3 separate regions of the Homo sapiens genome follow, and regions 1 and 2 are each linked to region 3. A link is a contact called in ENCODE Hi-C or POLR2A ChIA-PET data. All regions are on one chromosome and are shown on one strand. The core of a region is the stretch at or near the end of the contact, and the rest is flanking DNA. Distances in the headings are between cores, read along the strand shown.

Region 1 (3,567 bases), core at 101-2,600, 190 kb after region 3:
TTAAAGGCTCAAGTGACTCACTCGGACTTTGATCTAAAGAATCCACAGCTCTTAAGATAAGGATGAACTATACACCTAAAGACGTTAAGTCAGACCTACAAAATTTTGCCCTGTGCAAAATTCTCAGGGCAGAAACACGCACCTAAGGGTTGTCATTCACTTCCTAAGGGAGGGGTCACCATTCATTTCTGGGTCCCAGTGTGCGCACAATCCAAGTGTCCGTCAGGCTCTCAGCCTGGGCCCTGCCCATAAGCCTTTCCTTGTTGAAGTGATCAATTCCGATTCTTGGCAATAATCCCTTTAAAAGGCCAGCTGCTGCTGTCTAGTCACTGATGCCGACCCACTCTAGGTGGGAAAAAAGAAATCAATGGAGCCACCGCCTAGATGGGGAGGCAAATTTAAAGTGTCGGGCCTTGAGAAAGGCCGGAGATCAGAGAGGGGAAAGGGTCCCGCGGCTCCCGGGGGTTAGGCAGGAAGGGCGCGAGCTGGGGGAGGGCCGGCCCTCCAGGCGTGGGCGCGCGGGGACTCTTATTCTGACACGGGATCCGCCGCCGCCGCCGCCGCCGCCGCCGCGGGGTTCAGCGTTGCTGCCCAACCCGCCCCGGACCCCCGCCCCTGAGCGGGACCCCCGCCCCGCGCGCCCACGTGCCGTCTTCCCGCCGCCTCCACCCGTCCCGACCACTCGGAAGAGGCGCCTCGCGGCCCAGCCCTTCCCCCGACCCCGCAGGAAGCGCAGGACGGAAGCGGGGCGACGCCGCGACTTTCCGGGACCCCCGCCCGGCCCCCACGTGCCCGGGCCGCCTCGGGGCAAGGAACTTTCCAGGGCAGCGCAAGAAGACGCTCCCAGAATACAAGGAGTAGAACTCGCTCGCTCTCACTTTTCCACGCTCATGCAGGGGTCCTTCAGAGCCCCCCGAGGCCCCGACCCTGCGCGGCCCGCGCCGCTCCAGTCTCAGCCGTGCGTCCCCAGCCCCCGCCCCCCGCCAAGTTTGGTCCAGAACTTACCGGGCCGCGGGTCGGCCGGGCCCTAGGGCAGCGCGCAGGTTACGGGGGCTGCTGGTCCGGGGTCGCCCGCGGGGCCGGGCGGCGGAGGGGCCGGGGACGCCGGGCCGCGCGCGCTCGTTCCGCCTGTGGGGCCGCCCGGGCCCGCGGCGCTCGCTGCGCCGGTCCGCCCGCCCGCCCGCGCCGCCGGCCAGATAATGCGCCCCTCGGCCGCACACATGGAGCCCGGCGCCGGCGTCACCGCCCGGGACATGCGCACCAGGTCAGCGCGCCCGGCCCGCGGCCCCCAAAACACCGGGGAGCTCTTAAAGGCGACGCCGCCCGCCCGCGCCCGGCTGGGCGGGGCGTGGCGACCGAGGGGCGGGGCCTGACGAGAAGGGAGGAGCTCGTGGGCGGGGTTCCAGGCGTAGAAGGCGGGCCCCTGAGTTGAGGGGGCGGGGCCGGACGGTACCGCCCCGGAAGCACCGCCCCTCTCCGGCGCGCTCCCACGCGACACCTCGTTGGGCGCGCTGGTTTCCCACGCGGGCTCCGGCTGGCTCCCTCCCCGCCGAGTCCCAGCGCCCTCCGCAGGCCGAAGGGTCGTGGCCAACTCACCGGCGGCAAAGCCGGGCGGGCCGCACCCAAGGCTGACTCACGACGCGCTCACTGCTGACCTCGCGCCAGCTGAGCTGGGCGACCTCAAGCAACTCAGGGTTGCCTCTGAAACGCGGGTTAGAATGTCACCCCCGCGGGGTCGTCACGCGGAAGCTCTTCTCTGGGAACTTCGGCCCCGGTGTCTGTGGGGAGGGCGGGGTGTGGATCGGCTGAACGATCACTTCTCCAGTGCAGTGAACAGAATTCTACAAAGAAAGCTCCAGACCCACCCACCTCAAGACACTTGGGGACGACTGCTCTCCCTCTCCAGTTACCTCCCAATCTGCCCTCGTGCCTCAGGGAGAAGGTGAAAACCCCTCAAGAAAGCAAATCTGCACCCCTCCCTCTCCAGTAACAAGGAGGAAACACAGGAGACAGAATGAAAGCCTGAAAGAGAATGGACTTTGGAGATGTTAAACTACATAAAGCGAAATACAATTTCAATAGGGAAAATATCAAGTTCATGGAAAATCTACCACAAGAAGGCTCTCAATACCAAAATCAGGTTCTGAGGAATCCCCAAAACCGCCTCTTTTCATGTTGTTTTAAAACAAACGATTCCTGATGAGACACCTAGACTCCTGAAGAGTGGTGGTGACATGCTTTATCGCATACCCTAATAAATCTATATGTACAACTGAAACAAAAGTTTCACCAAACATAAATTTACCACATGCAACGTACTGTTTTCTTTTTTCTTTTTTTTGGAGACAGAGTCTTGCTCTGTCGCCAGGCTGGAGTGGTGCAGTGGCGCTATCTCGGCTCACTGCAACCTCCACTTCCCAGGTTCACGGATTCCCCTGCCTCAGCCTCCCCAGTAGCTGGGATTACAGGCGCGTTCCATCACACCCGGCAATTTTTTTTTTGTATTTTAGTAGAGACGGGGTTTCACCATCTTGGCCAGGATGGTCTCCATCTCCTGATGTCGTGATCTGTTCGCATCGGCCTCCCAAAATGCTGGGATTACAGGCATAAGCCACTGCACCCAGCCTGTACTGTTATTTCTATTCTACTTCATTTGAAAAGAAAATCAATGTAACGCCCAAGAATAATTGGGTCTCAACCGCAAACCTGAAAAACACTTCATGTAGAACAAATTTTACAAAATTGTTTTTCTAAAAAAAAAAAAAATTGTTTTTCTGCTGTATGTCCCCTTAAACAGAGTTCAAAAAAGCTCCTAATTCTGTGTTGAGTTCTACATACAATTGTCAACTTTTTGTAGTTTATTCCACCCCGCCACCTCACACCTCCCCAAACACACCGCCCTGCCCCCCAAAATCTTCCCACTACTTAATGCAACATCTGGCACAACCTCCCCTAGGCCAAAAGAGAATTCAACCTAAAAATGATACAAAATACAAACTGTTGACTCCCAATCACTTTCCCTGACCCAGTTATGTCACCAATTTGCTTTGCTTTGCTACAAAGAAATTCAAATGTTCAAATTCAGAAACCAAACAAACAAAACAGTCTTATTCTCAAACAGGTGACTCGGTATAGGAATTCAAAGAGCTCCCTGATCCCAAGCGCAAGGTTGGTTTAGGGCAACCATCCAGGTTTTTCACCCTAACATGGTGGCTGTATATTTTAAGAACTGCTTCATGCTACGATCATTAATCAGATGATGTATATTAAAGCAATACAAGCAAACTATTACCTCACTGCTCCTCACCTGGGTCTTGATTAATGTCAATTTAATTAACTACAAACAGAGCAAAGTGTGGTCAGGTGGGAGACCTGACACTTGAGACAGATATACAGATTCCAGAGTTTGAGCCAGCAAGCCCTGTGTGAGTCACCAGGGTGACAACCACCCCTTTTTTTTTTTAAGAGGGAGGCATCAACTGCAACACATTAATGACACACCCCTGTGGAGTGAGGGGTGCACTGGTGACAGGGCCTGCTCCAGAGGGCAGTGCCAACTTCTCAGCC
Region 2 (3,430 bases), core at 157-2,656, 150 kb after region 3:
CCTCTGGGCAACAGCTAAGCTCAGCTGTGCCATGAAGTGGGGGAGTGGGGGGTCTGTATCAGTGCTTCTTTGGTAAAACATGATACTTAATAATACGGAAGCAAAGCCCTGGCCAGAAGGTCCTGCTGGCCTGACCATAATCCAGCCACCCCTGTGCCCGTCCCCCAAGTCCAACCAACCCCTCTCCTGTTCTCTCAGCTGGAGCCACACTGACATCCTGGCTCACTCCCACCTCAGGGCCTTTGCATCTCCACTCCCCCAGGTCTCAGCTGATAATGCAAAGTGAGAAACGCTTCCCCTCCACACATGCCCCCCAGGGGGTCTCTATCCCCTTTCCTGCCTCATCACCACTTGACATGCTATTTATTCACCTCTCTGTTTGTGGGCTTCCACCCCCAGGATATCAAGGGACACCTATTTCTCTAGCACTACCATCCAAGGGCCCATGCAGGCACAATGCTTTGCACAGAAGAAGCAATGTATACGCATTTGTTAAACAGATTTGAAATAGTACTTTCAGAACTCCCAACTACCACTGCCCTTCAACCTCCTTCCCGGTTAATGCCAAAATGTCTTCATCCTGACAGAAAAGATAATGATCAAAACCAAACAAAACCTGGCCAGGCACTATGCAGTGGCCCACGCCTGTAATCCCAACACTTTGGAAGACCGAGGAGGGAGGATCGCTTGAGGCCAAGAGTTTGAGATCGGCCTGGGCAACATAGTGAGACTGTCTCTACAAAAAAATAAAAACAAAACAAAATCTTTACATCACCCCATATATGAAAATTAACTCAAAATGGATGAAAGACCCAAGTATTAGGAGCTAAATCCATAAAACTCTTAGAAGAAAAAACACAGGAGAAAAATGTCATGACTTGGTGTTTGGCAAACAGTCTTACATATAAGCACAATATCAAAAAAAGAAAAAAGATAATTTGGACTGCATCAAAATTAAAATCTTTTGTGCAAAGGGCATTATAGAATAAAAAAAAAAACACCCATAGAATGGGAAAAAATTATAGCAAATCATACACCTGATAAGGGTCTAGTGTCCAGAACATATGAAGGATCCTTACAACTCAGCAACAAAAAGACAAGCAACCCAATTAAAAAACAGCCAAAAGACTTGAACAGACATTTCTCCAAAGAAGAGAGACGAATCACCAATGAGCATGTGAAAAAGACTCTGTCTCAGTGTCATTAGTCATGAGGGAAATGCAAATCAAAACCACCATGAGAAACCGCTTCACACCCACTAGGATGGCTACAATCAAAAAAGCCAATTAAGTATTGGTAAGGATGTAGAGAAATTGGGACCCTCATACACTGCATAGTGCAAAGTAAAATGGTAAGAGTGACATGGAAAACGGTGGAAAGTAAAACGGTAGAGTGACGTGGAAAACAGTGGAAAGTAAAACAGTAGAGTGATGTGGAAAACGGTCTGCCAGTTCCTCAAAAAGTTAAACGCAGAGTTCCCACATGAGCCTGGGCAGGGCCTCCAGCCCACGGCATCACCATGCTCCCGAGTGTCCTGCAAGTCCACTTGTAGGTATATCCAAGAGAGCTGAATATAGGTATTCAAAAAAAAATGTGCAGGTGAATGTTAAAAGCAACATTATCCACAATAGCCAAAAAGCAGAAAACAACCCAAATGTCCATCAATGGATGAATGGATAAACAAAATGTGGTCCATCTAGACAATGGAATATTATTTGGCCATAAAAAGGAATGAAACTCTGACACAATGTGACTGAACTTTGAAAACATCATGCTAAGTGAAAAAAAGTCAGACAAAAAGGCCACATATTGCATGATCCCATTTATATGAAATGCCAGAAGAGGCAAACCCAGAGACAGAAAGTAGAATAAGTGGCTGCTGGGAGGGTGGAGAGCAGAGTCAAGGAAAAGGCAGTGACTGCTAATGGGGACAAGGTTTCTTTTGGGGTGGGGGTGATGAAAATGTTCTAGAATTACAGGTGATGGTTGCACAATACTGTGAATGGGTTAAATGCCACTAAACAACACACTTTAAAAACGTTAAAACTGGTGAATATTCTACCATGTGAATTTTACATGCTTTTTTAAAGAGGTGAGAAAAGAAAACAAAAACAAAAATACTAATTCCAATAGCCATGAACCCCTCTAGAGCTACTAAAATACTAACAGGCAAAAGCAGGTTTGCTGTGACCCCAACAGCACAGAACTGGGTCCTTCAGTAAACATGCTCCTTTTATACAACAAGACCCCAAACAACCACACTGCCATCAGCCATCAGCCATCAGGGTAGGCAGCCTCTATGTCACCACCAACCACGAGTCCTACAGGACAACTGCAGGAGGCTGCAGCAAGCCCACTGTACACATGGGAACTCAGAACCATCTCCCAGCTAAAGATCCAATGCCTGGGAGTATGAGAATGTGGGACACATAAGGGAGAATTCACCAAGGAGGAGCCAAGGCAGAAAGAGGAAGTGGCCTCAGAGGGCTGGAATCACAAGAGTTACTACCAGCAGAGCCCCACCTCAGCCAGGCCTTATCACAGGCCCTACACTGCCTAAAATCCAAATAAAACAAAACTGCCATGGTGGCTTTTTTTTTTTTTTTTTTAAGGGACGAGGTCTCACTCTGTTGTCCAGGCTGGAGTGCAGAGCCACAATCATGACTCACTGCAGCCTCAACCTCCAGGGCTCAAGCAATCCTCCCACCTCAACTTCCTGAGTAGCTGGGACTAAAGGCACGCACCACCACACCTGGCTAATTTTTGTACTTTTTGTAGAGACGAGGTCTCGCCATGTTGCCTAGGGTGGTCTCAAATTCCTGGGCCCAAGAGATCCACATGCCTTGGCCTCCCAAAGTGCTGGGACCAACAGGCATCATACACGGTGGTTTTACACTAACACACTATTGGGGAAGTGCCACAGGCCTCAACGTCACAAGGTGTTTCACTCATTTATTTGTCCAAATACCTGCTTAAGTTTCTACTTAGGGATCAGGGACACCCTTGGGGTGCCAACAACGATAGGCCTCCTACTGGGAGCTGCCTCAGGAGCCCCAAGGAGAACACTGGAGTGGGGGGCACAGCAGGCACAGCACATACCGGAGAGAGGCAGGGTTGAAGTCCCTCACACACTGTTCGCTGGGTCCCTAGATCACAACTCTAAGCACTACTGTTCACGAAACAAGTCATGTGCAAGTCCAGCTAACCACCTACTTTATCCACTCGTGATGGGCTACGACTGCTGTGGATGGGCAATACCAATGGGGAGGGGAGAATGGTTTTCATCATAGAGTCAGGGTACTGGAGTGGTAGTCAGATGTGCCCCAGGTACTGAGCAGGGAGGCGACAGGAAGGAGGCCCAGAAGCTCATGCCCTTAGCTGTCCAGTCAAAGCCAGAAAGCCTGATTCACCCACAAGGGCCTCAGCTTCC
Region 3 (3,373 bases), core at 781-3,280:
CCTCTGGCTGAAGTCTGCAGCAGGCCTTATGGTAAAGACCAAACTTCCACAGAGCATTTAAAGCCTGGTGGGGCAGGACATGGTGGCTCACACTTATAATCCCAGTACTTTGGAATCGCTTGAGCCCAAGAGTATGAGACCAACCTGGGCAACACAGTAAGACCCTGTCTCTACAACAACAACAACGGCAAAGATTAAGTCTGGTGGGTATTGATGGAGCCTGGGCAGGCAGCTCGGGGCTTCCTCGAGTTGTTCCCCAGAGCCCTGCACAGCCTCGGGCAGACCCTTTTCTCCCGTTTTACAGATGGGCAGTGGGAAGCTCTAAGAGACAGGGGCCTCCCCAGGGCACACCAGTCACCCACAGCCAGGCTGCATGCCGCCCCACCCCGTACACTGTCCTCACTCATGAAAGGGACCCAGGGCCTGTCCCTCATGGCCGGCACTCATGGGCCCCACACACCCACCTGTGTCATCTGAACAATGACCATTCCTGGCCAGCGCAGGGTCTAGGATGCGCTATGTTCTCAGGGTCTGTCCCGGTGCCTTTCTGTTTTTGTTGATTGAAAAACTGTTTCTGGTGACTGATACATACTAACTGAAATCCCTTTCATCCAGTTCCCCTTATGAGGTTCAGAAGATTCAGTGTCTGGGGGCCTGACTTAGAACACAGGGCTTATCACTCACAGCAGCCTGAAAAGAACGTGGTCCTCCATGTAAACCTGGCATCACCGGATGCACTGCCAGCAGTCCCTGGTGAACCCCAGGAATGGCCTGTCGGAGGTATGCAGGCAGGTCCCTCAAAGCTTGTCTCCTGGGGTCAGCTTCACCACACCACAGTGTCTGGGTGTTCCTGCCCTGCGGTGGTCTCTGAAGGCCAAGGACACCCTCAGCGTATGCATTTCCTCCCAAACCCTCCTTCCCAGAAACAGCTGTCCTCCTCGGTGTCTAGAGGAGCTGTTCTGAGAACAAAATAAACCCTGATTAGTTGCAGAGCTTTGAATTTAGCTGGGAGAACCAGATACGGGCCACAGTCCCTTTGCTGAGACCCTGGGACTAGGTATGTTGCAGAATTCGAAAGCGTTGGATTTAAGATGTGTCACGTTGGCCAGGTACAGTGGCTCACGCCTATAATCCCAGCACTTTGGGAGGCTGAGGCAGACGGATCACCTGAGGTCAGGAGTTCGAGACCAGCCTGGCCAATATGGTGAACCACCCCCCCACCTCCCTCACCCACCCATCTCTACTAAAAATACAAAAACTAGCTGGGCATGGTGGCGGGTGCCTATAATCCTAGCTACACGGGAGGCTGAGGCAGAAGAATCACTTGAACCTGGGATGTGAGGTTTGCAGTGAGCTGAGATCACACCACTGCACCCCAGCTTGGGCGACAAAGTGAGACTCTGCCTCTAAAAAAATATAAAAATAAAAAATAAGGTTTGTCACATTGATGTTCCCAGTGAGGACTGAGGCGTGGCCTGAATTCACACAGTGGTGTTTGGCACCAGAGCAGGGACAGCCTGGCACGTTGGAATGTGTCAGGCTTTACCTCCACATGAGCATGAGTGACAGCTTGTGTGAAAAGCTTCGGATCTCAGATCTCGAGTGGGTAGGCAGCTCCGAGGCGGTGTGCTGAGCCCCAGAGGCCCCTTGCAGACCCACTCGGCCATCCCATCCTGGGCCGTTCTTGAGAAGGGGCCTGCTTTGCCTTCTCCACCCTGTGACTGTGTCTCTGGGGAACAAGAAGTTTCTCAGCCAGGGCTGTTGTGCTGCAGGAACCCTTGCTGTGCTGTAGGAACGCACAGAGCCCCATTCAGAGGAGTAAATGTAAATAATGCATAACATCAGGGAATGCCTTTTTGTCTTCCTGACTAATGATTGGCCTTGCTAGTAGTTGGCAGGCATAAGCCATTCTCATTCTTTCCCTTCCTCGTCAGCTGGTCGGATCTGTTGCAATTACAGAATCGGGTTCTGTAAATTCAGCCAGGAAGCTGGGGTGTCATGGTGCTCATGGGGCTTTCCTGGGTCCTAGCAGTCACCCTGAGGCCTATGAGTCACCTCTCTGGAACTGAGATCCTTTTTCTAATTAGCTGTACCCTGGGGCTGAGTCCCATGTACATTTCTTTAGGGTTCTTGTGGGAGTAGACCCCGGCAGCTGGGGGACTTATTCTCCAGGTTGATTGGAGTATCCTTTCCTCCCCTCAGTCTCAGGGTAACTCACAAATTGAGCCCCTGAGTCTCATCAGCTGGGTGGCTCCAGATACTCAACGCAGGGCTGTTTACATTTGAATTAATTAAAACCAAATGCAATTAACCAGTGCATTCCTCAGCCACACCAGCCACATTTCAAGTCTCAGCAGCCACACAGGGCTGGTGCCTCCTATAATAGAAAGGTCTAGAACATCCTATCATTGCCAAAGTGTCTGTTGGACAGAGAAGTGGATCATTGTATATAAATATACAGATTAAGGAATCTGAAAACAACCTGATGTCCATGATAACTAGAAAAACAAAATGTGTGTCCAGGCGCCATGGCTCACACCTGTAATTCCAGCACTTTGGGAGGCCAAGGTGGGGGGATCATTTGAGGTCAGGGGTTCGAGACCAGCCTGGCCAACATGGTGAAACCCCGTCTCTACTAAAAATATAAAAATTAGCTGGGCGTGGTGGCATATGCCTGTAATCCCAGCTAATCGGGAGGCTGAGGCGCGAGAATCACTTGCACCTGGGAGGCGGAGGTTGCAGTGAGCGGAGATCACGCCACTGTACTCCAGCCTAGGTGACAGAGCAAGACTCTCTCTCAAAAAAAAAAAAAAAAGAAAGAAAACAAAACAAAACGTGGTCCATCCATGCAATGGAGTATTATTCAGCCATAAAGAGGAATGAAGTATTGGCACAGGCTGCAACATGGGTGCACCTTGAAAACATGATGCTGGGTAGGAGAAGCCAGATGTGAAGTGTCACATCACATGCTGTGTGATTCCATCAATATGAAGAGTCCAGATCAGGCAAATCCATAGAGACAGGAAGACTCGTGGTTGTCCCGGGGCTAGGGAGGGGGCGTAAAGAGTGACTGCTCATAGAGACGGGGTATCTTTAGGGAGGATGAGAATGTTAGCTAGTGGTGGTGGTCGCACAACCTTGGAAATAAACTAAAAACCACTGAAGTATTCACTTTAAGCAGATGAATTATATGGCATGTGAATTATATCTCAATAAAGCTTACCTCAAGGATTGAGGGTCTTTGGTAGGGGCCGTATCTAAAACAGTGTGCCTGTAGCTTAAGGCCTTAGTGCACATACACATTCTTATGAATTAGCACTTCTTTGCTGCCTCTTAGGGCTTAACCACTGACGGAAACTGTCTTGTGTGCTTG

Evidence for each region. A loop is a pair of places that touch in the nucleus more often than their neighbours do. ChIA-PET counts read pairs that join two places held with the same protein, here RNA polymerase II (POLR2A). Pooled maps may share reads with other maps.
Region 1: a loop to region 3 is called in a pooled map, with 2.3 times the contacts of the local background. The contact joins the promoter of GATAD2A here to the enhancer-like site in region 3. A Hi-C loop is called at or near these places in 1 of 168 maps with a recorded cell type or tissue (naive thymus-derived CD4-positive, alpha-beta T cell) and 8 of 50 pooled maps. POLR2A ChIA-PET finds 5 or more read pairs at or near these places in 3 of 52 experiments (Panc1, T-cell and WTC11).
Region 2: a pooled map shows a loop between it and region 3 (2.9-fold over the local background). The contact joins two enhancer-like sites. A Hi-C loop is called at or near these places in 9 of 50 pooled maps. POLR2A ChIA-PET finds 5 or more read pairs at or near these places in 2 of 52 experiments (GM12878 and activated B cell).

Annotation. Positions count from the first base shown.
Region 1 is chr19:19,403,458-19,407,024 of GRCh38, reverse strand. It overlaps GATAD2A (GATA zinc finger domain containing 2A), which reads right to left and starts at 1,350. Exons shown (of 12, transcript NM_001384528.1): 1 at 1,006-1,350. RefSeq lists silencers at 479-558, 1,119-1,668 and enhancers at 379-1,285, 1,789-1,848, 1,286-2,194.
Region 2 is chr19:19,444,052-19,447,481 of GRCh38, reverse strand. All of the region lies in intron 1 of GATAD2A (GATA zinc finger domain containing 2A), which reads right to left. Among named protein-coding and RNA genes, the nearest start is that of MIR640, 11 kb to the right of the region's middle. RefSeq lists an enhancer at 1,362-1,481. Within about 2 kb of position 1,406, at least 8 of the 41 ENCODE cell types and tissues checked have a DNase peak (open chromatin) inside an H3K27ac peak, as active enhancers do; they include GM12878, where a contact is called at or near this core.
Region 3 is chr19:19,589,913-19,593,285 of GRCh38, reverse strand. The region is part of intron 2 of PBX4 (PBX homeobox 4); the gene reads left to right. Among named protein-coding and RNA genes, the nearest start is that of PBX4, 27 kb to the left of the region's middle. RefSeq lists enhancers at 46-670, 1,784-1,833, 1,994-2,153. Within about 2 kb of position 2,030, at least 16 of the 41 ENCODE cell types and tissues checked have a DNase peak (open chromatin) inside an H3K27ac peak, as active enhancers do; they include GM12878 and Panc1, where a contact is called at or near this core.